Regions from separate parts of the Homo sapiens genome. Here region 2 is linked to region 1. The links are chromatin loops, found by intact Hi-C in ENCODE. Cell type or tissue: OCI-LY7. All regions are shown on one strand. Links, peaks and the distances in the headings refer to the core of each region. The heading gives the core; the rest is flanking DNA.

Evidence for each region. Hi-C counts contacts between places; a loop is a spot of excess contacts. Peaks named below come from ENCODE experiments on the same cell type or tissue, not always from the same donor. Only the 100,000 strongest peaks of a DNase experiment are listed, where the experiment ranks them.
Region 2: it touches region 1 in a loop (30-fold over the local background); 14 of 110 quality-filtered maps call a loop at or near these places.

What each region holds. Positions count from the first base shown.
Region 1 is chr7:100,125,063-100,140,652 of GRCh38, reverse strand. MBLAC1 (metallo-beta-lactamase domain containing 1) reads right to left here and starts at 13,686. Exons shown (of 2, transcript NM_203397.3): 1 at 13,589-13,686; 2 at 12,158-13,285. The coding sequence starts at 13,257. The coding sequence ends at 12,457. It overlaps CNPY4 (canopy FGF signaling regulator 4), which reads right to left. Exons shown (of 6, transcript NM_152755.2): 6 at 15,145-15,590. It also overlaps a transcript of TAF6 not described here and the pseudogene RPL7P60. RefSeq lists enhancers at 2,762-2,821, 13,667-13,736, 14,447-15,116 and silencers at 12,777-13,256, 13,347-13,466. In OCI-LY7, for the core only: CTCF peaks have their summits at 7,642, 7,858 (motif pointing left), 9,299 and 9,501 (motif pointing right); DNase peaks (open chromatin) are centred at 7,852, 9,512 and 12,432; H3K4me3 peaks cover 783 bases; H3K27ac peaks cover 858 bases.
Region 2 is chr7:99,975,895-99,991,484 of GRCh38, reverse strand. AZGP1 (alpha-2-glycoprotein 1, zinc-binding) reads left to right here and starts at 15,454. Exons shown (of 4, transcript NM_001185.4): 1 at 15,454-15,540. The coding sequence starts at 15,465. It also overlaps the pseudogene AZGP1P1. RefSeq lists a silencer at 8,267-8,422. In OCI-LY7, for the core only: CTCF peaks have their summits at 11,372 and 11,573 (motif pointing left); DNase peaks (open chromatin) are centred at 10,884, 11,324, 11,564 and 15,314; H3K4me3 peaks cover 563 bases; H3K27ac peaks cover 417 bases.

The DNA of each region.
Region 1 (15,590 bases), core at 4,682-12,681:
GCTGTGCCAGAAACCCTTAAGAAAAAGCGAAGGAATTTTGCAGAGCTGAAGATCAAGCACCTGAGAAATAAGTTTGCCTAAAGATGCTTCAAGAGGCCAGGAGGAAGCTTAGGTAGGAAAAAGCGAAGCACTATCACAAGGACTATAGGCGAATGGACAGAACTGAAATTCAAATGGCTAAGATGACAAGAAAAGCTAGCAACTTCTGTGTACCTGCAGAACACAAATTGGCATTGGTCATCAGGATCAGCAGTATCAATGGTGTGAGCCCAAAGGTCCGAAAGGTGTTGCAGCTTCTTCATCTTCCTCAAATCTTCAATGGAACCTTTGTGAAGCTCTACAAGGCTTCAATTAATATGCTGATGCCAGCCACGGTGCTTCACGCTGGTAATCTCAGCATTTTGGGAAGCTGAGGCAGTACGATCACTTGAGGTCAGGAGTTGGAGACCAGCCTGGTCAACATGGTGAAACCTCGTCTCTACTAAAAATAATTAAAAAACAAAAAAATTAGCCGCACATGGTGGTGTGTGCCTGTAGCCTCAGCTACTTGGGAGGCTGAGGCAGGAGAATCGCTTGAGCTCGGGAGGCAGAGGTTGCAGTGAGCCAAGATCGCGCCACTGCGCTCCACCCTAGGTGACAGAGCAAGACTCCATCTCAAACAAACAAACAAAAAACATGCTGAGGATTGTGGAACCATATATTGCATGGGGATACCCAAATCTGAAGTCAGTAATTGAACTAATCTACAAGTGTGGTTATGGCAAAATCAATAAGAAGTGAATTGCTTTGACAGATAACACTTGATTGCTTGATCTCTTGGTAAACATGGCATCACCTACATGGAGGATCTGATTCATAAGATCTATACTGTTGGAAAATGCTTCAAAGAAGCAAATAACTTCCCATGCTCCTTTCAATTATCCTCTCCACGAGGTAGAATGAAGAAAAAGACCACCCATTTTGTAGAAGGTGGAGATACTGGCAACAGAGAGGACCAGATCAACAGACTTATTAGATGAACTAAGGTGTCTACCATGATTATTGTTCTAATGTTTTCAGTTAATAAACAGTAACTGCTCTCAAATTGAGAAAAAAAAAAAAAAAGTCCATGCGCGGTGGCTCACACCTGTAATCCCAGCAGTTTGGGAGGCCAAGGCAGGTGAGTCACGAGGTCAGAAGATCGAGACCATCCTGGCTAACATGGTGAAACCCCGTCTCTGCTAAAAATACAAAAAAAAAAAAAAAATTAGCTGGGCGTGGTGGCGGGTGCCTGTAATCCCAGCTACTCAGGAGGCTGAATCAGGAGGATCGCTTGAACCCAGGAGGTGGAGCTTGCAGTGAGCCAAGATCGCACCACTGCACTCCAGCCTGGGCGACAGAGCGAGACTCCATCTTAAAAAAAAAAAAAAAGAAGTGAGAATACACAGGAAAGGTATGTGACTCAGCCTTTGGGGTTGTGGGAAGAATTCCACAAAAAGGAGATATCTTGGCCAGGCACAGTAGCTCACGCCTGTAATCCCAGCACTTTGGGAGGCCGAGGCAGGTGGATCACCTGAGGTCAGGAGTTCGAGACCAGCCTGGTCAACATGGCGAAACCTCGTCTCTACTAAAAATACAAAAATTAGCTGGGCGTGGTGGCACGTGCCTGTAATCTCAGCTACTGGGGGGGCTGAGGCAGGAGGATTGCTTGAACCTGGGAGGCGGAGGTTGCAGTGAGCCGAGATTGTGCCATTGCACACCAGCCTGGGCAACAGAGCTAGACTCCATCTCAAAAAAAAAAAAAAAAAAAAGGAGATATCTTTTTTGTTGTTGTTGGAGATGGGGTCTCACCCTTTTGCCTAGGCTGAAGTGAAGTGTAGTGGCTCAATCTCGGCTCACTGCAACCTCCACCTCCTGGGTTCAAGCGATGCTCCAGCCTCAGCCTCCCGAGTAGCTGGGAGTAGGTGCGCACCACCGTACCAGCTAATTTTTGTATTTTTAGTAGATGTGGGGTTTCACCATGTTGACTAGGCTGGTTTTCAACTCCGGGCCTCAACTGATCTGCCCGCCTCAGCCTCCCAGAGTGCTGGGGATTACAGGCATGAACCATCGTGCCCCACCCAAAGGGGAGATATCTAAGCTGCGTTCTCAAAGAGGACTTTGTGTCAGCCAGGTACAGAGTGTCAGAAGGGCACTCACGGCTGGGGAACAGAGATGCCCAGGTATAACATAAATCACACAGAAAAATGTTTGAGTTGGGGATGGGATGAGGCAAGAGGTGAGGCAGCAGAATAAAGCAAGAAGGTCCCCAAGGACTTCATACACCGGGCTCAGATTTGTGCATTATAATTTCTAAAAATGGCTTCAGATAAAACTGAACAATTCATTTCTCCCAAAGCATCTCAGCTGAAGCTCAGGCTTTATTTTGTAAAAAAGGTTTGTACATTTTGGAAGGCTGATTTCCTGGCAGATGGGACTAACGCGCTTCAGGAAGGTGTAGGTTTCTAGACACACGAAGTTACTTCCTGGACTAGCAGCAGGGCTAAGAGCCAGTGACTTGCAATATATACCCTAGGGGAAAGCAGGTGCCTGTCACCACCTAGATATGGCTTCAGGTGAAGATTTTTGTGTGTGTGTGTATTCAGCTCCCAACCTTGTTTGATCACTCAATGGAACAGGTAGCTGAATGTGACCACAGCTTATGATGGAACCTACTGACCTGGAAAGAAACCAGCATGCTGAACCACTACCTTATAAACCCTTGAGCACAACCTTCCTCCCTCAGTTTTTGCAACAATGACCCTACTTTACCCTCAGGGACTCTATTATCTCAAGTTTTCTCCAAACAACTCTACTTTCGTCTTTGTACCTTGTATTAATATTTTAGTTAACAGGACTTTTTCTCCAGACAAATTTGTATCTTACCTTACAGGGAAATAAAACATTTTACTTTTGGCACTAGAAAAAAATATGTAAATATATGTGTTTAAAAAAAAAAAAAGTGGGCCGGGCGTGGTGGCTCACGCCTGTAATCCCAGCACTTTGGGAGGCCAAGGCGGGCGGATCACAAGATCAGGAGATCGAGACCATCCTGGCTAACACGGTGAAACCCCGTTCCTACTAAAAAATACAAAAAATTAGCCGGGTGTGGTGGCAGGCGCCTGTAGTCCCAGCTACTCCAGAGGCCAAGGCGAGAATGGCGCGAACCCGGGAGATGGAGCTTGCAATGAGCCGAGATTGCGCCACTGCACTCCAGCCTGGGCGACAGAGTGAGACTCCATTTCAAAAAAAATAATTAAAAAAAAAAAAAGAAAGAACAAATTTTAAAAAGCAAGAAAACATCTTATAACCTTTAGTGTTGGCCTTGCTGCTAGAAAACGTAAGTCTAAACATATTGCTGTGGCCGGGTGCAGTGGCTCACCTGTAATCTCCGCACTTTGGGAGGCCGAGGCAGGCGGATTACCTGAGGGCGGGAGTTCCAGACCAGCCTGACCAATATGGTGAAACCCTATCTCTACTAAAAATAAAAAAAATTAGCCAGGCATGGTGGCATGCGCCTTAGTCCCAGCTATTTGTGAGGCTGAGGCAGGAGAATCACTTGAACCCAGGAGGTGGAGGCTGCAGTGAGCCAAGATCGCGCCACTGCACTCCAGCCTGGGCGACAGAGGGAGATTCCGTCCCAGAAAAAAAATAAATAAAATAAAAAACATATTGGTCACATGAAGCAACTTTTTAATTTTTTAATTGTTTATTTTTTTGAGATGGGGTCTTGCTCTGTTGCCTAGGCTGGAGTGCAGTGGTGCAATCATAGCTTACTGCAGCCTCCAACTCCTGGGCTCAAGTGATCCTCCCACTTCAGCCTCCTGAGTAACTGAGACTACAGATGTGCGCCCCCATGCCCAGCTAATTTTTGTATTTTTTGTAGTAATAGGGTCTCACTTTGCTGCCAGGCTGGTCTCAAACTCCTGAGCTCAAGCCATAGAGCTCAATATACCATCCATCCCTGCATAATTTCTTTATATACTTAGGTACTGCCTTCAAGTCCAGTTTCTTTCTAGAAAGCAGAGAAACGCAACCCTCTCCCCAGGGCATTGCTTTCTTCTACAGATATCCAGTAGAAAAGGCTTTCTGGGCTGGGCGTGGTGGGTCACACCTGTAAATCCGACCTTTGGGAGGCCAAGGCGGGCGGATCACTTGAGGTCAGGAGTTTGTGACCAGCCTGGCCAACATGATGAAACCCCATCTCTACCAAAAACACAAAAATTAGCTGGGTGTGGTGGCGTGTGCCTATAATCCCAGCTCTTCAGGAGGCTGAGGCAGGAGAATCGCTTGAACCCGGGCGGCGGAGGTTGCATGGCGCCACTACACTCCAGTCTGGGTGACACAATGAGACTCCGTCTCAAACAAACAAACAAACAAAAATGCTTTCTGGTGGGTGAGTGGGAGGAGGAGGTGATTATTCTTTTCCTGGGGGTCTGGACCATTAAGTTCCACAGTCATTAGGTTCCTCTTGCCGGCAGCCTTATTCCTTCTTTGCGCTTGCATTCCCAGACTCTACATTTACTCTACTAAGAAGTGTGGTTCTCTCCTTCCTCAGGCAGCTGCCTTTCTCCCCACTGAACTTCCTTCTGGGTGCTTGACCAGCCACATCTTCCACACATTTTCAGATGCTGTACTTTGGCAGTAGGTGAAACATCACCAGGACGCTACCCTGTGAGTTTTTTATGAAAAGAGGACACAAGGCTTTGGGGACTTACAGAGGGAGGGGAGCAAGGGTTGAGGAGTATCCTGCAATGGGGGAAGGGGATTTAAATTTCAGAAAGAAAATGTAGGCAGGGGAAACAGACACATGGACAGACTCAGGTTTAGGGAGCAGTGTATTTCTTCTATTTGTCAAGCAATCAGTATGGATTAAAATCATGATCTGGGGCTGGGCACAGTGGCTCATGCCTGTAATCCCAGCACTTTGGGAGGCCAAGGCGGGCAGATCGCCTGAGGTCATGAGTTCGAGACCAGCCTGGTCAACATGGTGAAACCCCATCTGTACTAACAATACAAAAATTAGCTGGGCGTGGTGGTGGGCACCTGTAATCCCAGCTACTCGGGAGGCTAAGGCAGGAGAATTGCTTAAACCTGGACAACGGAGGTTGCAGTGAGCTGAGATCACGCCACGCCACTGCACTCCCGCCTGGGCAACAGAGCTAGACTCCGTCTCAAAAAAAAAAAAAAAAAAAAAAAAAATATATATATATATATATATATATATAATTTATAAAATAAAATTTAAAAAAATAAAAAATACAAAAATTAGCCAGGCATGGTGGCATGCACCTGTAGTCCCAGTCTGGCGGCTGAGGCAGGAAAATTGTTTGAGGCAGAGGTTGCAGTGAGCCGAGATGGTGCCACTGCACTCTAGCCTGGGCTACAGAGAGAGACTCTGTCTCAGAAAAAAAAAAAAAGAAGACGACAATGAAAATTCAGACTTAGAAAAAAAGCATTCATGCTGGGCATGGCAGCTCAAGTCTGTAATCCCAGTACCCTGGGAGAGACTCTGTCTCTACAAAAAATCAAAAAATTAGCTGGGCATGGTGGCAAGTGCCTGTGGTCCCAGCTACTTGGGAGTCTGAGGTGGGAGGATCACTTGAGTCTGGGAGGTCGAGGCTGCAGCAAGCTATGATCACCCCCACTGCACCAGCCTGGGTGACAGAGTGAGATCCTGTCTCAAAAAAAAAAAAAAAAAAAAAAGGTAAAAGGAAGAAAGAAAAAAAAAGAAAAGGATCAACTGAGTGGTAGGATGTCTGGAATTTATTTATTTACTTATTTATTTTTTTGAGACAGAGTCTCACTCTGTCGCCCAGGCTGGAGTACAGTGGCATGATCTTGGCTCACTGCAAGCTCCGCCTCCCGGGTTCACGCCATTCTCCTGCCTCAGCCTCCCAAGTAGCTGGGACTACAGGCGCCGGCCACCACGCCCGGCTAATTTTTTGTATTTTTAGTAGAGACGGGGTTTCACTGTGTTAGCCAGGATGGTCTCGATCTCCTGACCTCATGATCCGCCCGCCTCAGCCTCCCAAAGTGCTGGGATTACAGGCGTGAGCCACCGTGCCTGGCCGGATGTCTGGAATTTCTAAGAGATGATGGTCTGAATTCCTGGGTTTTCCCTTAGCCCCAAAAACTAAATGCTGAGAAGGACAAAAACTCCCAATTAAAGGTGGGGCTGCAGGGAGAGAAATTGGAGAGTAGACAGCAGTTGCTTTTTCTTTTTTTTTTTTTTTTTAGACAGAGTCTCATTCTGTTGCCCAGGCTGGAGTGCAGTGGCACATTCTCGGCTCACTGCAACCTCCGCCTCCCGGGTTCCAGCAATTCTCCTGCCTCAGCCTCCCGAGTAGCTGGGATTACAGGCGCACACCACCACGCCCAGCTAATTTTTGTATTTTTAGTAGAGACAGGGTTTCACCATGTTGGCCAGGCTGGTCTCTAGTTGCAGGAAAACAAGCTCAGGGCTCCCACTGATTCTACATGATGATGAGTTGTAGAATTATTTCATTATATATTACAAACACTGCTGAACACAGCTTCTAATTATTTAATCATGCAACTGGAAACTTCAAAAACTGCCATTATTGATATACATCTTCTACATTGATGGTTTCTTACTGATCCTTGGATTAAAATTTTTTTTTTTTTTTTGAGACAGAGTCTCGCTCTGTCACCCAGGCTGGAGTGCACTGGCACAGTCTCAGCTCACTGCAACCTCCACCTCCCGGATTCACGCCATTCTCCTGCCTCAGCCTCCTGAGTAGCTGGGACTACGGGCACCCGCCACCATGCCCGGCTAATTTTTTGTATTTTTAGTAGAGACAGGGTTTCACCATGTTAGCCAGGATGGTCTCCATCTCCTGACCTCGTGATCTGCCTATCTCGGCCTCCCAAAGGGCTGGGATTACAGGCATGAGCCACCGCGCCTGGCCTGGATTTTAAAAATTTTCTACCTGGGGTCTTGAGCACAGGTCCGATGTCTAATAAACAACTTCAAGCTTCATGGCCAGGCACGGTGGCTCACGCCTGTAATCCCAGCACTTTGGGAGGCCAAGGCGGGTGGATAATTTGAGGTCAGGAGTTCAAGACCAGCCTGGCCAACATGATGAAACCCCATCTTTACTAAAAATACAAAAATTAGGCGGGCGTGGTGGCGTGTGCCTATAATCCCAGCTACTCAGGAGGCTGAGGCAGGAGAATTGCTTGAACCTGGGAGGTGGAGGCTGCACTGAGCCGAGATTGCACCAAAGCACTCCAGCCTGGGCGACAGAGACTCCGTCTAAAAAAAAAAAAAAAAAAGTACACCAAACTAATGCTGATCTCATCTGGCAGAGGTCACTCTGCTCTGCCCTCCGAGAGTGGAATACTGTGCTTAATACAGTTTTGCTGCTTTGCTTTGCTATCTGTTTGTGTCTCGTCCAATTCTTTGTTCGGGACACCAAGAGCCTGGAATTGCACGGCACCATCTGGTAACACTTTCCCAGTTCTCCCTTTGATCTGTGCATTTATGCAGCTTTGCCCTTTGTGATCTGTCTATCTTCTCTGGCATCTCTCCCTCTTTTTAGCCCACTGTGCAAGGAATCCCCAGGACCTCAGAGATCCACTTTCATTAGCTACTCCCTAACTCAGCGCCTCTCTTTCTTCTGTGTGTAAACAAGCTCCTTGTTCTACGTCTAGGATGGAGATGGTAGAAGCAGGGTTGCCAACAGAGGAGATAGGAGGGGAAAGGGGGATTTACTCCAGGTTTTGAGGCACAGAGAAGGAAGGGTTTGTCAGGGGTAGGGAGAGCTGGAGACCAGGGAGTTGGAGGCAAGCCTAGACTCCCCTCTGGTGGCAAGGGGAGGGTGTGCAGGTGCACCAGTGAGGATCAGGAGACAGAGATGCGAGTTATTCTCTGTGGGATTTAGCAAAACCCACAGACATACAGTTGTTTTTTGTTTGTTTGTTTTTTGAGATGGAGTCTCCCTCTGTCATCCAGGCTGGAGTTCAGTGGCACAATCGACTCACTGCAACCTCCACTTCCCGTGTTCAAGCGATTCTCCTACCTCAGCCTCCCGAGTAACTGGGATTATAGGTGCATGCTACCACGCCGAGCTAATTTTTGTATTTTTAGTAGAGATAGGATTTCACCATGCTGGCCAGGCTGGTCTCGGACTCCTGACGTCAAGTGACCCACCCCCCTCAGCCTCCCAAAGTGCTGGGATTACAGGCGTAAGCCACCACGCCCAGCCACAGACATATAGTTTTAAACACAAGAAGGGACCTGCAGATGTGTTTGGTGGTGGCTTAGACACTAGGCTTTGGGTCAGAGCCAGTATAAGACCGTATATGCCAGTATAAGTGGAGCACCTGCTGGAGACCTACCAGCAAGAGGAGGATTATGTTTGGTGAACCAAAACCTCCTTCCAGGCTGGGCGCAATGGCTCATGCCTGTAATCCCAGTACTTTGAGAGGCCAAGGCGAGAGAATCACTTGAGCCCAGGCAACACAGTGAGACCCCATCTCTATAAAAAATAAAATAAAAAATTAGCCAGGCATAGTGTTGTGTACCTGTAGTCCCAGCTACTCTAGAGTATGAGGTGGAAGGATTGCTTTAGCCTGGAAGTTCAAGACCAGCCTGGGCAACACGGTGACACCTCATGGCTACATAAATTTTATTTATTTATTTATTTATTTATTTATTTATTTATGAGATGGAATCTTGCAGGTATGAGCCACTGTGCCCGGCCCAAGACTCTGTCTCTAAAAAAAGAAAGGAAGGAAGGAAGAGAGAGAGAGAAGAAAGAAAAAGAAAGAAAGAAAGAAAGAAAGAAAGAAAGAAAGAAAGAAAGAAAGAAACAAAGAAACAAAGAAAGAAAGAAAAGAAAGAAAAGGAAAAGGAAAGAAAAGGGCCCGGCGCGGTTGCTCAAGCCTGTAATCCCAGCACTTTGGGAGGCGGAGGCGGGCGAATCACGACATCAGGAGATCGAGACCATCGTGGCTAACACGGTGAAACCCCGTCTCTACTAAAAATACAAAAATTAGCCGGGTGTGGTGGCGGGCGCCTGTAGTCCCAGCTACTCGGGATGCTGAGGCAGGAGAATGGCGTGAACCTGGAAGGCAGAGCTTGCAGCGAGTCGAGATCGCGCCACTGCATTCCAGCCTGGGTAACAGAGCGAGACTCCGTCTCAAAAGAAAAAAAGAAAGAAAGAGAGAAGCGGGGAGAGAAAGAGAGAGAGAAAGAAAGAAAGAAAGGAAGGAAGGAAGGAGAGAAAAAGAAGGAAAGAAGGAAAGAGAGAAAGAGAGAAAGAAAGAGAGAAAGAAAGAAAAAGAAAAGAAAAGAAAAGAAAAGAAAAGAAAAGAAAAGAAAAGAAAAGAAAAGAAAAGAAAAGAAAAGAAAAGAAAAGAAAAGAAAAGAAAAAGGAAAGAAAGAGGCTGCTGCGCTCCCGGGAGAGGGACGGCAGTCGAGACGGCTGCTGCTCCGCGGGCCTGCAGAAGGGGGCGCCAAAGATCACGAAAGTTAACAGCTGCCGCTCGGATGCCTGGAGGTAGTGGGGCCGGGGCGAAGTACCCAGGTAGGGGGGCTAAGCTGGAGGCTCCTGCAGCGCCTTCTCTTACCGGATGCCGGTCCCTGGAGGCTCCAAGCAGCTTTTCGTCCGGGAAATTTCCAGTGGCACTCAGTCCTCAACCTGAGAACTTAGCACTAGGAAACTCTGGTCTTTCCAGTCTAATGCGTATGCTCTCTTTGGTTAGAAAAGAAAAACCACGTGTCCCTTTTGCATTGGTCGATTGGAAATCAATCTATTATTCATTGCAGGAGCCGCCTCAGAATGCCATGAAGAGGTAAAGTCCACCTCTGTAGCGAGATTGCCTGGGTTGGAATCTCTGCTCTGCCAGTTACTCTTTGCCAATAACTTTCAGGGTCTTGACCTGTTGCCCATGCTGGAGTGCAGTGATGCAATCATGGCTTCACTGCAGCCTCCAACTCCTGGGCTCAAGTGATCCTTCTGCCTCAGCCTCCCAAGTAGCTGGGGCTGCAGGTGGGCTCCACCAAGCCCAACTAATTTTTTTTTTCTTTTTTTAGAGTTGGGGTTTTGCTATGTTGCCCAGGCTGGCCTCAAACTCCTGGGCTCAAGCAATCCTCCCACCTCAGCTTCCCAAAGCTCTGGGATTACAGGTGTGAGCCACCTCACCCAGCCACTAATTACTATTTATGTCATCTCTGTTGACTTAAGGTCAAGTCACTTAACCACTCAGCACTTCAGTATTTTCTTATTTGTGAAAAGGAATAATAGGCCAGGTGTGGCAGCTCAACATCTGTAATCCTAGCACTTTGGGAGGCTGAGGCAGCTGGATCACCTGAGGTCAGGAGTTCAACCAGCCTGGCCAACATGGCAAAACCCCATCTCCGCTTAAAAAAAAAAATACAAAAAGCCAGGCGCAGTGACTCACGCCTGTAATCCCAGCACTTTGGGAGGCTGAGGTGGGTGGATCGCCTGAGGTCAGGAGTTCGAGACCAGCCTGGCCAACATGGTGAAACCCTGTCTCTACTAAAAATAGAAAATTTAGCTAGATGTGGTGGTGTGCGCCTGTAGTCCCAGCTACTCGGGTGGCTGAGGCACAAGAATCGCTTGAACCCAGGAGGCGGAGGTTGCAGTGAGCTGAGACTGTGCCACTGTATTCCAGCCTGGGCAACAAGAGTGAAACTCCGTCTCAGAAAAAAAAAAAAAATGTAGCTGGGCACGGTGGCAGGCACCTGTAATCCCAGCTACTCGGAAGGCTGAGGCAGAGAAGTGCTTGAACCCAGGAGGCGGAGGTTGCATTGACCGAGATCGAGCCACTGCACTCCTCCAACCTGGGCAACAGAGTGAGACTCTGTGGAAAGAAAGAAAGAGACAGAGAGAGAGAGAGAAAGGAAAGAAAGAAAGAAAGATAATAATAGTACTTAGCTCAGAGCTGCGATGAGGAACAAATAAGTTAATGGATGGGGCTGGGCACGGTGGCTCACGCCTGTAACCCCAGCAGTTTGGGAGGCTGAAGGCTGAAGTGGAAGGATCACTTAAGCCCAGGAGTTCCAGGTCACAGTGAGTTTTGATTGCACCACTACACTCCAGCCTGGGTTACAGAGCAAGACTCAGTCAATAATAATAATAATAATAATGTACAGAAAGTGCTTAGAGCAAGTAGAACTGGTCTGCTCTGTGAGCTCTTAGGATCTCACTTCAGGCATCTGTTGCTGTTTCACCCCGCCCTACTCTGTGCCAGAGGTTGTCCAAGGTGCTGGAGGTCCCAAGCATAGGAGAGCCAGGCAGGTGTGGCCCCATCCCATGCCCATGGGAGCAATCCGGCTGCTGAAAGAAAACAGATATTAAATCATCACACTTGGGGAAGGGCACAGTGGCTCATGCCTGTAATCCCAGCAAAAAAAAATGCAGAGGGCCTGAGAAGGTAGGATCTTTTTAGGTCAGGAGTTCAAGACCAGCCTGGGCAACACAGTGAGACCATTTCTGAAAAAAAATGAAAAAAAAAAATTAGCTGATAGCCAGGCATGGTGGTTCATACCTGTAACCTCAGCACTTTGGGAGGCTGAGATGGGCAGATCACTTGAGGCCAGGAGTTTGAGACCAGTGTGGCCAACATGGTAAGACCCTTTCTCTACTAAAAATATAAAAATTAGCTGGACATGGTAGTGTGAGCCTGTAATCCCAGCTGCTGGGAAGGCTGAGGCACAAGAACCAATTGAACCCAGGAGGCAGAGGTTGCAGTGCAGTCTGCAGTACAAGATTGTGCTATTGCATTGCAGCCTGTGGGGACAGAGTGAAACCGTGTTTCAAAAAAAAAAAAAAATTAGTGGGGCATAGTGGCACTTGCCTGTCATCCCAGCTACTTGGGAGGCTGAGGCAGGTGGATGGCTTAAGCTGGAGGCTGCAGTGAGCTATGACTGCACAACTGCACTCTAGCCTGTGTGACAAAAAAATATGAACAAATACATAAGTCAGGTGACTAAGGGGTCATCTTTATGCCCTGTACCTTCTCTCAGCAACCTCCATCCTATAAGAAAGGGGCAATTGGCCAAAGTATGCCTCTGCTGTAGTTGTAGATTACCATGTTTGCACGATTATCATTGTCAATGCTTCACATTTACACTAGGGCACTATGATTTTCAATGCAGTTTCCATTTTTATTTTGGAGGCCCCTCCCACGAACCTTCTCCCATTTTACTGAGGCCCAGGGAGAATGCACAGGGAGCTGAGCCCCTCCTTTGATCTTAGTTTGGTGGCAGAGACAGGCAGTGATACTGACGATGTGATGGCAGTGTCAGGTGCACTCTGTCTTCACTAGAAAACTGGCCTCCTGGAAGGGCTGGAAGCTCCCACCCTTGACTGCTCTGACTCTGTCTCCAGCAGCTCTTCGCTGTTAGGGCTTCCCTGACAAGAGTGCAGTCCCTCTCGAGGCTGATTAGTGCAGGGCGGGCTCCTCGTCTCCGACCACCGGCTCCTGCTGGCTGTTCCCTCCACCCTCCGTCTCGGGCTGCGAGGCTTCCCTTAACACTCGAAAGGGGGGCCCGTGACCAGGTACGACCACGTCGGCAACGACCAGGACCCTCTTCCGGCTCCGCTCCTGGGCTGCGGGGTCTTCACTCAGTGCCTGCCACGAATCCTCGTCCCCATCTCGCTCAAACACATCTCCCGCCACCACCACGGTGCCCAGAGCCGTGCCGGCCACCACCACGCTCACGTCGCGCTGGCCCCCGTGGCCCGGCGTGGCCCACACCTCGAGCCCCGGGCCCAGGCGCAGGGGCTGCCCCTCACCCAGCCCGTGGGGCAGGTAGCGGCCTCCGGGAAGGCAGAAGTCGTGCGAGACCAGCAGAGCCGCGCCTGGGAACAGCCCCAAGTTCCCGATGTGATCCGAGTGCCCGTGGGTCCCCACCACTAGCGTCACGTCTCCCGGGGCCACGCCCTGCCCCGCCAGCGCCCCCAGCAGCGCCTCCCGAGCCCAGGGGCCCCCGGTGTCCACCAGGATGGGGCCACGGGCCGCCTCCTCCAGGGCGGCCTCTGCGCCGCCACTCCCGCGCGGGGACTCTCGGTGGCTGGAGGCCGGGCCCCGGGTCTGGGGTAGGACCAGGGTCACGGAGCCGTCGGCGCGCACGGCATCGCCCACACCCTCTGGCTCCGCGTAGCCCTGCAGCAGAACCACCACAGAGTAGGGGTCGCCGGGCACCAGCAGAGGGGATGCCCCGCACAGCGGCTCGGTCCGCATGAGGCTGCTCCTGGCAGGGAGGGACGGGCTGGGGAGAAAGGAAATGGAGCAGTGGGCGACCGTCCTGTCCCTCCGCGATCCCCCACCCGCGCTCGGCCCCGCCACTGCCCCTAAGCCTCGGTTCTCTGCCACCCGCCTCCCATTAAGTTGGTATCACCCTCAACCCCTGCCCAAAATGGTATCGCCCAGACTCCCTTCACACTTGGGCCCGCCCCTCCCTCGGCGTCCTCGGCCCCCGCCCCATTCCGTTCGCGGTACGTACGTCCTTGCCCGTCACCCTCCAAAGGCTATCCTTTATGTTTCCCTCCATCGAATCCTAGCCGCGCTCTACCTTGGGCCTCTGCTAGGTCTTGCCTCACTCGAAGAAAGCGCAGAAATCGAAAACGCGGGTGAGAGTTTGTCCTCTGCGGTTCCCGTGTACCCAGATATGGCGGCCGAAGCGGCGCCGCGGAGGTAGCTGTAGTTCCGGCGCCTTCACCGTGTGCCCGAGGAGGCTGCCTGGCTGGGCTCCAGCCTCCTGGCGGTTCTCCGCTCCGCAACCCCAGCAACTTCTTTGCACTGCAGAATTTTGAAGCGCCATTAGCTTTGAGGAGGGTTCATGCTCAGTTGCCCAGGCAGGAGTGCAGTGGCGCGATCATACCTCACTGCAGCCTCAACCTCCTGGGCTCATGTGATCCTCCCGCCTCAGCGTCCCGAGTATCTGGGACCACAGATGCGCACCACCAAGCCCAGCTAAGGTTTCTATTTTTTCTTTCTCTTTTTTTTTGGAGACACGGTCTAGTTCTGTTGCCAGGACTGGTCTGGAACTCCTGGGCTCCAGCGATCCTCCAGTCTTGGTCTCCTGAAGTGCTAGGATTACAGGTGTGAGCCACCGCGCCTGGTCTTTTTTTCTTTTGAGACAGTCTCGCCCTGTCGCCCAGGCTAGAGTGCAGGGGCACCATCATAGCTCGCCCCAGTCTTGAACCCCTGGTTCTAGCGATCCTCCTGCTTCAGCCTCCTGGAGTGCTGGGAATACAGGCGTGCACGCCCCTCTAAATTTTTTTTGGTTTTTTTTGAGACGGAGTCTTGTTCTGTCGCCCAGGCTAGAGTGCAGTGGCGTGATCTCAGCTCACTGCAACCTCCGCCTCCTGGGTTCAAGCGATTCTCCTGTCTCAGCCTCCCGAGTAACTGGGATTACAGGCGCCCACCACCATGCGTGGCTTTTTTTTTTGAGACGGAGTCTCGCTCTATCACCCAGGCTGGAGTGCAGTGGCACGATCTTGGCTCACTGCCAGCTCCGCCTCCCGGGTTCCCGCCATTCTTCTGCCTCAGCCTCCCGAGTAGCTGGGACTGCAGGCGCCTGCCACCACACCCGGCTAATTTTTTGTATTTTTAGTAGAGACGGGCTTTCACCGTATTAGCCAGGATGGTCTCGATCTCCTAATCTTGTTATCCACCCGCCTTGGCCTCCCAAAGTGCTGGGATTACAGGCGTGAGTCACCGCGCCCAGCCGCCCGGCTAATTTTTGTATTTTTGGTAGAGACGAGGTTTCTCCATGTTGGCCAGGCTGCTCTCGAACTCCTACACTCAGGTGATCCGCCTGCCTCGGCCTCCCAAAGTGCTAGGATTACAGGTGTGAGTCACTGCGCCCAGCCTCCAGGCTGGTCTTGACCTTTTGGACTCAAGTGATCCTCCCATCTCCACCTCTGCAGTAACTGGGACTACAGGCGCTGCACCACCAGCCCTGCAGTCTTCTTTGTGTGTGTGTGTGTGTGTAGAATTGGGGTTTCACTATGTTGCTCAGGCTGGAGCTTGAGCTTAACAAGACAGCGGCCATTCTGGGTGCTGCCTCATCGACCAGCTAGCTATGTGTGCCCGGCTGTTGTTTGAAACTTTGGGCCCAGCTAGTTTTTAGAAAAAAAGAAAAAAGTTTAATAGCGATATAGAAAATTGAGCACCTATAAAACTATATGGTGGGCTCTGGGTTACATTGAGCTTAAGTAGACCAAGTATCTATCCCACCTAAATTATCAGCAACTCCAGGCCATGACCCAGTGTCCCATTCTCCTTCACGGTTTGCTGGTGTGTAGCCTCCTGGATACAGGCAATGTATATAGATCGCAGAGAATGTCCGTTCTGGCCTCTTCCTTGGAAGGGTCTAAAAACAGACCTTAAGGAGCTAAGTGACTTCCCCAAAGCCCACAGCTCCAGTGCCACTGCTGACTTTTGGGTGGGGGTGGGATCAGTTAAAGAGGAAAGCTTTCAGTACTGTCAGCACATACACCTGCCAATTAAGGGGCTGGATAGAGTTCATCTCTAGGAGCAGGACCTCCACCCCCACCCTCCACCCCAGA
Region 2 (15,590 bases), core at 7,388-15,387, 150 kb after region 1:
CTGGGCGCCGTGGTTCATGCCTGTAATCCCAGCACTTTGGGAGGTCGAGGCGAGTGGATCATCTGAGGTCAGGAGTTGGAGACCAGCCTGGCCAACATGATGAAACCCCGTCTCTACTAAAAATACAAAAAATTAGCTGGGTGTGGTGGCGGGCGCCTGTAATCTCAGCTACATGGGAGGCTGAAGCAGGAGAATCGCTTGAACCCAGGAGTTGGAAGTTGCAGTGAGCCGAGATCGCGCCACTGCACTCCAGCCTGGGCAACAAGAGTGAAATTCCCTCTTAAAAAAAAAAAAGACGGCGAGAATTGTGTGAGTTGTGCGAGGAAGACCGGATGACCGTTATCTCATGGCCTTTGCATCCAGGCTTTGAGCCAAATTCTCAAGGACTGGATCCTAACACTTGGCTGCAACTATTTCCTTGACCACTAGGGGGCAGGCAAAAGCCATAGCGAATCCGGCCTAGCGCTGATTGGAACCTGCTTGAGAAAAAGACCTCTTTGTTTAAGCCGGCGGTCCCCAATCTCTTTGGCACTAGGGACCGGCTCCGTAGAAGACAGTTTTTCCACGGACTGGGGAGGGGAATGGTTTTGGGATGATTCCAGTGCATCCCGTTTATTGTGCACTTTATTTCTATTATTATTACATCGTAATATATAATGAAATAATTCTACAACTCGCCACGGTGTAGAATCAGTGGGAGCCCTGAGCTTGTTTTCTTGCAACTAGATGGTCCCATCTGGGGTTGATGGGAGACAGTGACAGATCATCAGGCGTTAGATCTCATAAGGAGCGGGCAGCCTACATACCTTTCTTGCACAGTTCACAATAGGGTTCGTGCTTCTGTGAGAGTCTAATGCTGCTGCCGATCTGACAGGAGGTGAGCTCAGGCGGTAATTGGAGCAATGGTCGGGGGGTGGGGGAGCAGCTGTAAATACAGATGAAGCTTCGACCCTGCAGCTCACCTTCTGCTGCGTGGTTCGGCTCCTAACTGGCTATGAACGGGTACCGGGAGTTGGGGACCCCTGCCTTAGACTATCTTGTCTCTCTCTGGTGGACTCTCCTGGGGATAGTTCCCAGGTAGGCTGGAGGAATGATGCACACTGAATCAGGCAAAAGACATCAATCAGATATAGCAAGGTATACATATGTTAAGGTCCTCTTCAATTTCTCTGAGCTTTGCTTTTTCAAACTTCTTTCCCAGTAGAATTCACTGTCCCAGCCAAAAGGTTCTTCGTGGTCGTCAGAAATATTTAGTGCTTTCTATTGCCTTTGCTTACGTATTTATTGATTCATCCAGAAATTATGTATTAATTACCTATTGTATTAATATGTGTATTTATTTATTTATTTTTGAGACACGGTCTTGCTCTGTTGCTCAGGCTGGAGTGCAATAGTACAATCATAGCTCACAGCAGCCTTGACCTCCCATGCTCAAGTGATCTTCCTGCCTCAGCCTCCCAAGTAGCTGGGACTACAAGTGTGTGCCACCATGCCCAGATAATTTTTTATTTTTTTAAATGTAGAGACAGGGTCTTGCTATGTTGCCCAGACTGATCTGGAACTCCTGGCTCAAGCAATCCTCCCACTTTGGCATCCCAAAGAGCTGAGATTACAGGCATGAGCCACTGTGCCCGGACCTATTGTATATTTGATTCTCTGGTAGGCACTGGAGACTCAAAAGAACAGGGAATGTAAAATCCCATTCTGCATGGAAATCTTTTGACCTCGACTTGGCAAGCTGTCTTAGGCCTCCACATCTCTCTGAAATCCGAATTGCTCCAGGAAGTTTTCCCTGAGTATCTCAGTAGCCCTGTGTCCCTCTCCTCCTGCCCCACACCTGCCCAGGACTTGAATCCTGTGGCTTCTCTCTCCTCCTTTATCATCATCCATGTCTCCTGTTATAGATGAGGTCACATCTCCTATTCCAATTTTCCTTAGCCCTGGTCTGATCATGTGGATTTTGGTTTCTTCGTTGATCTTAAATGTTTAACTTTCACCTTTTATTTGCTCCAAGTGTCCTCATATTCACATTTCACATGCTATATTTTTTCCTCTTGATTATTTGCATTTTCTTTTTTTGAGACAGAGTCTTGCACTGTCGCCCAGGCTGGAGTGCAGTGGCGAGATCTCAGCTCACTGCAACCCCTGCCTCCTGGGTTCACGTGATCCTCCTGCCTCAGCCTCCCCCGTAGCTGGGATTACAGGCACACATCACCAAACCCAGCTATTCTCCTGCCTCAGCCTCCCAAGTAGCTGAAATTATAGGCACACACCACCACACCCGGCTAATTTTTTGTGTTTTCAGTGAAGACGGGGTTTCACTATGTTGGCCAGGCTGGTCTTGATCCTTGACCTCGTGATCCGCCCGCCTGGGCCTCCCAAAGTGCTGAGATTATAGGCGTGAGCCACCGCGCCTGGCGACTATTTGCATTTTCTTTCCTGAACTTGGCTACTGTTCATATAGGATGTTTTTGCCCTGGAAGGGAGAAAGGTGGATTTCATGTAGACTTTAAAAAAAAAAGTAATTTCTCAGCTTTGATTTTCAAATTGGAGTCGAAGAGTTAAAACAAAAAATTGTAGCCTTCAAATTTAGGCTTTCATGAAAGATAAGATGATTAACTCAGAATTCCAAAGACTGGGAATGATTCTTCTATGGAACCCAGCTTGGAGGATGGATTTTGGAATAATCCAGAGTGGGAGGCTGAGTATAGGATGTAAAGAAAGTTCTTGTCGCTAGACACAGTGGCTCACGCCTGTAATGCCAGCATTTTGGGAGGCCGAGGCAGGCAGATCACCTGAGGTCAGGAGTTCGAGACGAGCCTTGCCAACATGGTGAAACCCTGTCTCTACTAAAAATAGAAAAATTAGCCGGGCGTAGTGGCTGATGCCTGTAATCCCAGCTACTTGGGAGGCTGAGGCAGGAGAATCGTTGGAACCCGGGAGGCGGAGTTTGCAGTAAGCCAAGATTGCAACACTGCAATCCAGGCTGGGCAACAGAGCAAGACTCCATCTCAAAAAAAAAAAAAAAAAAAAAAAAAAGAAAAAGGAAGAAAAAAAGGAAAGTTCTTTTCCCACAGGAAGGAAAAGCACAGACACAGGCAGGTGAGGCTTCATGAGAAGGTCAAGGTGAGAGCTCTGCTGTGTGTTTGGGGTTGATACCTGTGCATGGCAGTTGGCGACTCATTTGAGGAAACTCACTCTCAGGGACTCAGAGGGAGTCTGAGAACCTCAGGGCCAATTCCCGCTTCATTGAGCTGTACCCTGGAGAGCTGAGAGCTCTCAAATAAGCTTTGGCTGGTGGGCCAAGGCGAACATGGTGTGGAGATGTGGAGCAGCTGGAGTGGAGGGCTGGGTCTCCCAGGAAGCCAAGAAGTGTGGGGAAACTGAGGCACAGAAGAGGCTTGGCTGTGTGAAAGAGCTTGCAGGGTTCTAGCACCTCACAGCCAGAGTGGCCATGGCCACGCCTGTGGATGTCAGCAGGGGACACCTGAACAATCCCTAAGGGACAGCGGGTCCGGGCCATGCTTGGGATTGCCCAAGTCAGGGTGCCCAGGAACCATGGCCTCCAAGGGAAACCAAGAGTTTCAGATGAATTCAGTGCTTGGGAGCAGGACCAATGAGAAAATCACATCACATTTCTATAGCATTTTACAGTTAATACTGTTCTCTGTCGTGCTTGACAAAGAGAGATGATTATTTATTAGTTTCCACAGATTAGACAATGGCGGGGGGTGGTTCAAGGTGAGATGGTTTTTGGGTCCGAGTCAGCTCAGGACAGGCATCCCAGTCTTCGGTCTCCAAATCCACCTCCTGTCTGTCCCCCCACACTGCTCCTTGGGCCTTGAGGATCCATTGACCGTGATTTCGGTGGTTCAGCTCCCACATCAGGCAGGAAGGGCAGCTACTGGGGCTGAGATCCCACATTGCCTCCAGCCCTTGCTTCCTACCTGGCCTCCCCGGGCACCACGAGGGGCTGGGCCAGGCTGCTGTGCTGCACGTGGCAGGAGTAGGGGGCTGTGTCCTGCGGGGGCACATGCACCAACAACCAGGTCAGGTAAGTGCCGTTTCCACCGTGAAGAACATCTCCCCGTAACTCAGGCTCCTGCACCTCGCCGGCCCGAGTCCAGTGCACATCAATTTTCCCTGGGTAGAAGTCGTAGGCCAGGCACTTCAGTTTCTTCTTTTCTCCTGGGGCCTGGTGGCTGGTGACCACCACAGAGGGAGGATCTGTGGAGGGATAGAGTGTGACACTGCAGGTTTGAGGTCGACTTCTCCCGGCCCAGGTCTCTTCTCACCCCTACCCCTGGATGTCAGCAATCAGCAGAGCTCTAAGCTCTGTATCTGCCCGCCCCACTGCCCCCTGCCCTGGGACACTTTCCAGAAGATCAGGGAAGGCTGAGGCTTTCCCTGATCCTTCTCTGTTGGATCATGGAATGTCCTGGCTCCCCTCTCGCCCATTCTCCACCCCACCCATGTATTGACTCTGATAAGTTGTGAATGCTCTGTGCACTTTCCCATGTTTTCCCACATCTGAGTGGGCTTTGGAGTTCTGTCCCCCAATCTCAGTCCAGCTGCTTGGTTCAGCCCATGCCTCTATCCAGCAACCGCTTCCCTGCAGCACTGCACAATCCTGAGTCTCACTATGTCTGCAATCCAAGTCTCAGCTTGCAGCCATCGATTCCATTCACACTGGCTCGCTGTTGTCTTTCTGGGGCTGACATTTTACACACCTCCCTTCTCTCCACCACCCAGATGGGAGGCATCATTGTAGAGAGAAACAACGATGGCATTTGGAATCTGAAATCTGGAATTCAAGTCCTAGCTCTTCCTTTTTTTTTTTCTTTTTTTTTTTTTTGAGACTGAGTCTCACACTATTGCCCAGGCTAAAGTGCAGTGGCGCGATCTTGGCTCATTGCAATCTAGTCCTCCTGGGTTCAAGCAATTTTCATGCCTCAGCCTCCCGAGTAGCTGGGATTACAGGCGCCTGCCACCACGCCAGGCTAATTTCTGTATTTTTGGTAGAGACGAGGTTTCATCATGTTGGCCAGGCTGGTCTCGAACTCCTAACCTCAAGTGATCCACCCACCTTGGACTCACTCCCAAAGTGTTGGGATTACAGGCGTGAGCCAGCATGCCTGGCTGCAGCTCTGCCTCTTACACACAGTGTTACCCTCACCTCTGTCACCTCCAGCTCCTCATCTCTCAATGGGTGATATTTAGGGAAGCCTACCAGTGAATCAGTGGCTTTCCTGGCCCATTCTGCCTGAAATTTTGATGTCCTCCTAGGAAAGGAATGAATCCTGGAAGTTGAAAACTGGGGTTCTACGTGACTTACATGGATAGAGGAGATTGGCCTAAGATGCTCTCTGAGCTCCCAGCCTGAGATCACCTTGGTTTTTCCCAGCTTAGCACTGGATAGCAGGAAGCAGTGAGTACCTTGCCGGTCCAGGATATTTTCGCTGTATTTCAGGTATTTCCGCAGAGTTGCAGGGCACTCCTCCTCCAGGTAAGCCTTGGCCCGCTGCACGTAGACTGGTTCTGCCTCCTACTTCTGCTTGGTGTTCTGGGCTTCCGGGACCAAGGGGACTCAGGCTGGGATTTCTTTGTTGAATTCAATGTAGTCCTTTCCATCATAGGCATTCTTCCAGAATGCTCCAGTGCTTCTGTTATTCTGGATCTCACAACCAAACCTTTCCTGCAAGGCATGAGACCCTGAAACCTCCCCTGACCCCACAGGAAGCCAGTCAGCCTAGTGCCAACTGAATAACTCTTAGTCCTGCACTCTTCACAACTCAATAGGAGGAAAGGCTTTTGCAATCTAAGCATGCAGTTCCGTAATCATGGCATATGATTTTATCTGGACGTACAGTTGACACAGAGTGGCAAAGGCTATATGGATTGGCATTTCGGGCCAATTTGAGATGAAATATGCATTCCTCCCAGCCAGGGAAGTTAAGAGAGCTACAGGCCGTGGGCAGATTTCTGTCTCTTCTGTAGCATCTCTTTTTATTTGTTTGAACTTACGGGGAGTATTTAGGAACCTGTCACAACCACACCAAAGTACATTTCCGAATTTGATAGAAATTATTTGTGATTCCATATGAGGAAAGGAAGGCTCTCCTTTTCTCTCAGTTCTAGGTGGAGTTCATATCATCACCTAAATCAACCTAATCTGTCTGACTATTTCTTTGTTTCTTTTTTTTGAGACAGAGTCTTACTCTGCTGCCCAGGCTGGAGTGCAGTGTCATGATCTTGGCTCACTGCAACCTCCATCTCCCGGGTTCAAGCAATTCTCCTGCCTCAGTCTGCTGAGTAGCTGGAATTCCAGGTGCGCAACACCACACGAGGCTAATTTTTGTATATTTAGTATAGATGGGGTTTCGCCATGTTGGCCAGGCTGGTCTTGAACTCCTGACCTCAGGTGATCTGACTGCCTTGGTGTCCCAAAGTGCTGGGATTACAGATGCGAGCCACTGCGCCTGGCCTGATCACTTCTTTCTTCCTTTCTGGTGTTTGATATCTTTATCCCAAATCTCTAAAGTCCCAACCTTCTTGCCCATTAGCAACAACTCTCAGAAATGGACCTCATAGGGCAGAGGACACAGCCTCTTCATTCTGATTATAAAAACAGGTGTTTACCTAGCACAGGTTGGTGCTGTTGGCATAGACTCTCACAGCTCTCAAGCTGTCTGGGCTCAAGTCCCAGGTCTCTTCCCGCCCCAACCTGGTGTGTTGTGTGAACTGGAGCCAGTCACCTCCTTGTGCCTTTATTTCCTCACCCCTGAAACAGCAGTGCCAAAAGCACGGTTTCAGGGGGTTATTCTGAGCATTATATATGCTCATAAATGGGCCTGGCACAAAGTAAGTGCTCAGTAAATGTCAGCTACTCTTATTTTCTAATACCCTGTGTTCATCTCTTCATCCTCCTTCCTCGTAATTATCCACTTTGCCATTTCTATTCCTGTCCATCAATGCTTCCCCCAGTGTCTTTTCTGATCACCTGTGCCCCCTCCTCTCCTATGGCTAACACACAGCCTGGGTCATTTTCCTTACCAAGACCTCCCATCCCTCATCCTTCAAACGTCTGCTTATCTCTTGCCTCCTTTGGGAAACCTTCAGATCCCATGTAGCACCTTGGGCATTTTTGTACTTAGAAGCCCATCTTTTGATACCCACTCCATGATAATTTAACACCAGCAGTTCACCAGGCCTGGGGTTGGCTGCCTTGGGGCTGGCAGTGTGGTTTGGGAGAAAGAACGCTGGGCCGGGGGCAGGGGGACCGTCTCTGCACGGGCTCTGCCACCAGCTCCTCCGACCACAGTGCAGGTGGCCCTTCCTGGGTCTGCATCTTATGGTGAGGAGGAACTTTAGGGCTGCAGGGATCTCTAACAGCCTGTGGTTTTGAATGCAGCACTTCCTGAGCCCCCAGCATGGGCTACGGTGTGTGCTGGGTGCTTTTCTCTGTTGATTCCACAAATTTCAATTGAGCCAATATTGGCTGTACCCTGTGCTAGGTGATGGAGCTGCAAGGGAGATCAGGACAGACTGTGACATCCTTCATAGAACAGACATAGTTAAATATTACAGACTTGTTTGGAGATAGGTCTCAGTGCTCCAATGTTTGCAGATTTCGACCAGATATTTTGGGAACATTTCACTGTCAACAGGTAGGACTGGCAGAGCCACCAGGTGAGCCCAGGTCTGAGTGACTTTGAGAGTGGCTCATTCTCCAGGCAACCTCCCTGGACAGGGGTGAGTCTGATGCCTTCTCATGGGGAGATCAGCCTCTGATGGGTGGGGAGTGGAGGTGAGAGGTCAGAGGTGCCTAGATAGGAAGTGACTCTGCCATCACTTCCTGTGTGACCTGAGACCTGGGATGAGGATGGGGCAATCGATGGGGAAGGGGACAACACTGTGCTGTGGGGGGGGTGGGATGCGGACATGTCTGTGTTTCTGCTGTGTCTCCTGTTCCTCCCCTGGGATTGGGACTATTTCCATCCTGCTGACCCCTTGCCACTCACACCTGGGGGGCTGCCTCTTGGGTTAGACCTTCCACCCCCGCGGTCTGTTGTTCACTGACCGTTACCGTCGTTGTAATACTCCATGATGTTGTTCAGGGTCTCCATAAAGATGTCCTCCCTGGCCTTCTGAACTTGGCTCTGCTTCTCCCAGTCCTCTACTCCTTCCGCATGTCTCCATGGTCCCAGGGGCTCAGCCTTCCTGTCTTCACTGTTGTAGTGGAAGAAGGCATGGCCATTGAGGAAGACAGTGCCCTGCAGCCTGTGGGTGCCTTTGCCAGACCTGGACAGCCCAGTGTAGAGATAGGTCAGAGAGTAATGACCTGCAAAAGAAAAGACTCTGAGGGCTGGGGTCCATGCAAGGGTGTCCCATTGTGGGGCTGCAGAGGGCCAGGAGGGGAGGCCTGGCCACTGGCCTCTTCCTCCCCAGCTCTCTCCTCTGCCATCAGCTTCACACCATTGGAGCCTCACTCAAGGAAACAGGCTCTACTTTCATGCTGGGGATGATATTTCAGAGACCATTCTGTTTCTTCACTACAGAGTTTAATCTGCTTGGCACAGAAGAAGTTAACATTTCTCAGCCTCCTTATAGATAGATTGGAACCATGTGACTGAGTTTTGTCAAACAAGAATGTGAGTGGAAGTGACTGATGTCTTTCTTCTGGTCCAAGGCTCTACCATCTGGCTTGCCCCTACGGTCTCTTATCCCTTTCGTTGACTGTGGAGGCCACAGGATGAAACAGAAGAGTCCCAAGATGCAAACAGCCTGGATCCCTGAGTCACCCTGTGGAGGAGAGGAACCTTGCCCAATCTGCATTGAACTTGACATGAGAAATAAACATTTCTAGTCTAACCGGACAAATACATATAGTTAGAAAGTGTAGGAAGGTGAATTTACTAGAAAACTCAAGAAGTGACCCAGAATGGATCAGCATAGGGTAAGGCTAGGATACCTCTCAGAATTCCTGGCATTGTATCTTGCAGTTTGGTACAAGATGGAAGCTGAGAGAGTGGGACATTTCCACAATTAGTTCCATAGTTAATTTAGAATATAATTTACATGAGTGTTAGTAATGTTGGAAGTCATATGGCAGATTTCTAATTTAAGTACTGAAGTCATTCTTGCTCATGAGTTTCTGAATGTGATTAGCCTTTAAATCAGACCTTGAGTAAAACAGATTACCCTCTACAGTGTGGATGGGCCTCATCCAATCAGTGGAAGGCATCAAGAGAAAAGGCTGAGGTCCCCCAGAGAAGAAAGAATTCTGCCTCTAGACTACCCTTGGACTCAGGACCGCAACACCAACTCTTTGCTTGGTCTCTAGCCTGCTGGCTTGCTTTGCTGGTTTAGGACTTTTAGCCCTCAGAATTGTGTGAGCCACAAGAAATATTAAATAAAACTCCTCCCTTTCTCTGTTTTGTATATACATACACGTATATATGTATATTATACATATACACATATATTTAGTGTACATATGAATATACAATGTATATTCATATATACATACGTGAGTGTTTATACAATGTATATTAGTTTTGTTTCTCTGGAGAACCCCGAATAATTCATATTTGGGTGCAGAATGGGATTAATATTATAAATGTGATTATTATAAAACTAACGTGAAACACCTATTTTGACAATTTGTAAATGTCATGAATTTTATTTTATTTTATTTATTTATTTATTTTTTTGAGACAGAGTCTCGCTCTGTTGCCCAGGCTGGAGTGCAGTGGCGCGATCTCTGCTCACTGCAAGCTCCATCTCTCGGGTTCACACCATTCTCCTGCCTCAGCATCCCGAGTAGCTGAGACTACAGGCCCCCGCCATTACGCCCGGCTAATTTTTTGTATATTTAGTAGAGACGGGGTTTCACCGTGTTAGCCAGGATGGTCTCGATCTCCTGACCTCGTGATCCACCCACCTCGGCCTCCCAAAGTGCTGGGATTACAGGCGTGAGCCACCGCGCCCGGCATGAATTTTAAACTCACACAACTGAGAAGCCATTCACTTCCATGTCTTTATCCTGCACATTCTCATGCCACAAACAGCCTCCTTCCCCTCTCCTATAAATGAATCTTGATCTCCCCAAGCTCCCACTGTCTTCTCTTCCGGCCACTCGCTTTCCAGACCCACTGCAGTGGTGTCTGAGTGTGGGGTGAGGGCACGGGTTTCCTTCTAGCACCATCCCTCCAGCCAACCTGCCTTCCCACTTTCCCCTTGGGGGCTGTTCTCTCTTTTCCTCAGCGTCAGGCAGGTGTACCCAGCCATCGGAAGGAGGGAAGGAACAGGAGCAGAAGCAGCTCCAGGCCTGTGGTTCCTGCTCCGTCCTGGCTCTCCACCCCAAGCAGGTCGCTTGGTCTTTGGAGTCTTTGTTTTCACTGTAAACTAAGGGGTTTTAGATTCAGATTCCTGAAGGTCTTATTTTGGGTGAGGGCAGAGGCTCCCTGAATGCTCCTGGAAGTGTGTGAGCTGAGGGAGTTGACAGCCTTGGACACCTGTTCCTGCCATATGCCAGGGAATCCCAGCTGCATCCAGCCCTTCTCCCAGCCACATGTCCTGTTCCTCACCTCCTTCCAGTCCTCTCCAGCACCCATCCCTTGCTTTCCCCACTCACCATCTCGGGTCTCCTGGAGGACAGCAGGACCCAGAAGCAGCAGCAGAGACAGCAGGACAGACACCATTCTTACCATTGTGTCTGCTTGGAAGGTTCTGGGCAGGAGGCACAGGTATTATCCTGGGTCCTGGGGCCATGCCCAGGGGAGGTGAATCTACAGGCCAATGGGAGTACCAGGCCGGGCTCCTCCCCTGACAGTAAGAAAGAAGTATGCACAAGCCAGGCTGGGCAGAGGTTGTGATCAGTGAGTCTACACACAGGATATGCAAATTTAGAGCTGAGACAGTTGATCTCTGGACTGAGGATTTGTGTGTGCCTGGGGCGGAAGGATGCCAGTGTGTGGGAGGTGTGTGTGATGGGTGGCAGGTGCCTGGGATGTGTCGCCCTTCCAGTCTATTATGACACCCTCTGGGGTCACTTGGGTGTTGTCAGACCACACTTCATCTCTGCCTTCTGGAAAAACTCTCAACATGTCCAAGACACGGACATGGGTAGACCCCCGCTGGGGTGGGACCCTCACTCTCCCACATCCGATCCTGCCAGAGCTGTCTGGAGGACATTCCCATTCCCATCTCTCCCTCTTTCCTTTAGGTGCCTGTGGAATCCCAGCCTTCCATGATGGAAGCAGAAATAGCCGCATCCTCCTTTTGCAGCCTCCCTGGCAATAGAACGAGCAGGTGTGCACAGGGTTTATGCTCAGCAAGTCGAAGCTACTGCCTTGGATATCAGGTCAAGTGTTAGGGAAACAAAGAGGAGGGCACAGTGGACAATGTTTTCTGGTGGTCTTGGCAGGGGTTGCAACTGCCAGCTCCCGGGGCAGTGGGGCTGCAGTAGCTGCGGGGGGCGTCTTGAGCTTCAGTCCCCCGGGATGTTGTAGATCCCGTGCTGTGGCCTCTGCTGCCCCCTGCTGGCAGCTTCTGTATATTTACTGGGCCGGTTGCAGGTGTGATTTTGACTGTTGGGCTCCTCTGGAATTCTGAGCCTGGGTTCTCCATCCTTTCTGTGGATTCTGAGAGCTAACCAATAAATACGTTTATTTTCTGCTTAAGGTCAGAACTGCATTACGTTTCCAATAACAAATACTCCTGGCGGATACAGAGATTGGTACAAGGATTGTTTCCAGGCAGTATTTACTCAGGGAAATGGAGGGCTGGGAAGCTGAGGTTGGTTACTGGGCCAGATTGGGGCTGCGCAGTGAAAACACAAGAGTCTTGGGGGATTCTGGCAGGCCTGGTGTGCAGTGATAACTTCAACAGTTGGCTGAGGTATCTGTTATGGTAGATTGGTGTAGGGACCAGCCCCACAGGGTCGGAGGGTTTTTCTCCCCGTGTGCAGAGACGAGAGAGTGTAGAAATAAAGACACAAGACAAAGAGATAAAAGAAAAGACAGCTGGGCCCCGGGGACCACTACCACCAAGACGTGGAGACCGGTAGTGGCCCCGAATGTCTGGCTGCGCTGTTATTTATTGGATACAAAGCAAAAGGGGCAGGGTAAAGAGTGTGAGTCATCTCCAATGATAGGTAAGGTCACGTGGGTCATGTGTCCACTGGACAGGGGGCCCTTCCCTGCCTGGCAGCCAAGGCAGAGAGAAAGAGGAAGAGAGAGAGACAGCTTATGCCATTATTTCTGCTTATCAGAGACTTAGTACTTTCACTAATTTGCTATTGTTATCTAAAAGGCAGAGCCAGGTGTACAGGATGGAACATGAAGGCGGACTAGGAGCGTGACCACTGAAGCACAGCATCACAGGGAGACGGTTAGGCCTCTGGATAACTGCGGGCGGGCCTGACTGATGTCAGGCCCTCCACAAGAGGTGGAGGAGTAGAGTCTTCTCTAAACTCCCCCAAGGAAAGGGAGACTCCCTTTCCCGGTCAGCTAAGTAGCGGGTGTTTTCCTTGACACTGAGGCTACCGCTAGACCACCGTCCGCTCGGCAAGGGGCGTCTTCCCAGACACTGGCGTTACTGCTAGACCAAGGAGCCCTTCTGGTGGCCCTGTCTGGGCATAACAGAAGGCTCGCACTCTTGTCTTCTGGTCACTTCTCACTATGTCCCCTCAGCTCCTATCTCTGTATGGCCTGGTTTTTCTTAGGTTATGATTATGCAGCGAAGATTATTATAATATTGGAATAAATTATAATATTGGAGGATTATTATAATATTATAATATTGGAATAATAAATTTGGAAAAAACTAATGATTAATGATATTGATATATAATCATATCTATGATCTAGATCTAGTATAACTCTTGTTGTTTTATATATTTTATTATACTGGAACAACTCATGCCCTCGGTCTCTTGGCTTGGCACCTGGATGGCTTGCCGCCCACATCTCCCCCCTTTTTATTAACTAGGATCGCCATCGCCATCATTGCTTGTCGTTGACTTCGGATTTGTTTTCGGACTCCTTGGAGGCATCTGCAGGCTAAAAGGAGACAACGTAAGCATACCAATATTAATAATGCCAGTGACAACAATGATCCTCCAAGGGGTTTGATCTATTTAAAGGGATTAAGATCAGATAATTGTTTAGTTATGCCTTCAAAAATGTCTGAGCCAGGAACAGTGGATAAATGAGCTTGTGAATCCTCGAAAATTTGCTCTTTAAGTTTTGAAATATCCAAGGTTAAGTTATCATCCCAGGCTTTTAAATGTCTTGAGACATTTTCCCAGCTATGTTGATATTTATTATAAGCATAAGGCATTATGCAATAATCAGAAGTATTCCAATCACTCTGTAATTGCATACGGTGTTCCAAATTCATATCTCCCAGCCAGATTACACTTTGGCGGAGATCATTAATTTGATTAGCTAATTTTTGATCAATTTGAGCCTGAGAATTCCAAAGTCTGGAGGAGTTTTTCTGCCATGCTTCAATTCAACATATTGAACGGTTTGAACAGAATTGTGGATGGCAACTCCAGCAGTTGCTGCTGTTGCAGTAACCGCAATTAGTCCTGCAATGATGGCAATAAGAGTAAAAATAAATCTCTTTGTTCTTTTGCGGATACCTTTAAGAACTTCATTGACTATGTGAATAGAGGGGGAAGACTCCCATGGACGATGTAAAGAAACTGGTATCCATACCCCCTCCCTAGCCCTTACCAAGAGAGTACTTGTAGTGGGATTAAAAGTAGCATCAATGCACGTGAACAGCTTACAGTTATCACATTCTATAGTTTGTGTATTGGGAATGATAATTATATTTCCAACCAACAGCATGTAAGGGGGTTTGACATAGCTCCTGATGGGTATCACCCGTTCAGATATGAGGGTGATGTTGAATGTGGGTGTTTTGGTATTAGTGTGAAGGAGTTGATAGGTAGTGTTCCATATCCTTATTCCTGTCATAGCTGCAGCTAATTTTCATAGTTGAGGATGTTCTGGGGTAACAAAGGGATGAATCATTTTTGGTCTAGGAGGAGTAATGCCTGCATCCATCCATTTAAATAGGTAAGGGGACACCCATTGTCTCAGCCTGTATGACTGCCATCCATCCTCTACATAATCTAACAAATAATTAAACTCTGAGCATGAGGTATTTTTGCTGGAGCAATCTTGCCAATAATGCCCTTTTGGAGCCCAATCAATAACAATACCTGCGGCTAGACTTTGGAGCACAACGGCCTTAGGAGCATTACAATTATTCCATAAAATTGAAGTCACTATAAAAGGTCCCTTTGTAGGTTTCTTTAACCAAAAGAGAGGCTGGGCACAGTTGCTCACACTAGTAAACCCAGCACTTTGGGAGACCGAGGCGGGCAGATCACGAGGTCAGGAGTTCAAAACCAGCTTGGCCAACATGGTGAAACCCCTGCCTCAGCTTCCTGAGTGCTGGGATTATAGGCATGTGCCACCACGCGCAGCTAATTCTTGTATTTTTTCAGTAGAGACGAGGTTTCATCATGTTGCCCAGGCTGGTCTCGAGTACCTGACCTCAACCTGAGGTGATCCAACCACCTCAGCCTCCCAAAGTGCTGGGATTACAAGCATGAGTCACCGCACCCGGGCCCCAGTCACTTTAGAATAGCATGTTGCTTTGTATTCGGAGGGTCTCTCTGCAAATAGCCCATCAACACTGAGCGTGCCTGGAAAGACCTGGTTTTCAAATAACTGGCTTCGTCTGTGTAAAACGAGTCTTGTTGTATGCATTAAAAATTATCTTGGCTGGGCGTGGTGGCTCACGCCTTTAATCCCAGCATTTTGGGAGGCTCGTTCTGTTGCCAGGGAGGCTGCAAAAGGAGGATGCGGCTATTTCTGCTTCCATCATGGAAGGCTGGGATTCCACAGGCACAGAAAGGAAGGAGGGAGAGATGGGAATGTGACTGTCCTCCAGACACAGCCTCTGGCAGGATCGGATGTGGGAGAGTGAGGGTCCCACCCCAGCTGGGGTCTACCCAGGTCCATGTCTTGGACATGTTGAGAGTTTTTCTGGAAGGCAGGGATACAGTGTGGTCCAAAAACACACAAATGCCCCTACTGGCCCAGGGGTTGTCACAATAGACTGGAAGGGTGACACATCCCAGGCGCTTGCCACCCATCACACGCACCTCCTACCCACTGGCATCCTTCCACCCCAGGCACACACAAAGCCTCAGTCCAGAGATCAACTCTGGACTCAGCTCTGAATTTGCATATCCTGTGTGTAGATTCATTCTTCATAACCTCTGCCCAGCCTAGCTTGTGTATCATTTTTTTTTCTCTATTAGGGGAGGAGCCCGTCCTGGCACTCCCATTGGCCTGTAGATTCACCTCCCCTGGGCAGGGCCCCAGGACCCAGGATAATATCTGTGCCTCCTGCCCAGAACCCTCCAAGCAGACACAATGGTAAGAATGGTGCCTGTCCTGCTGTCTCTGCTGCTGCTTCTGGGTCCTGCTGTCCCCCAGGAGAACCAAGATGGTGAGTGGGGAAAGCAAGGGATGGGTGCTGGAGAGGACTGGAAGGAGGTG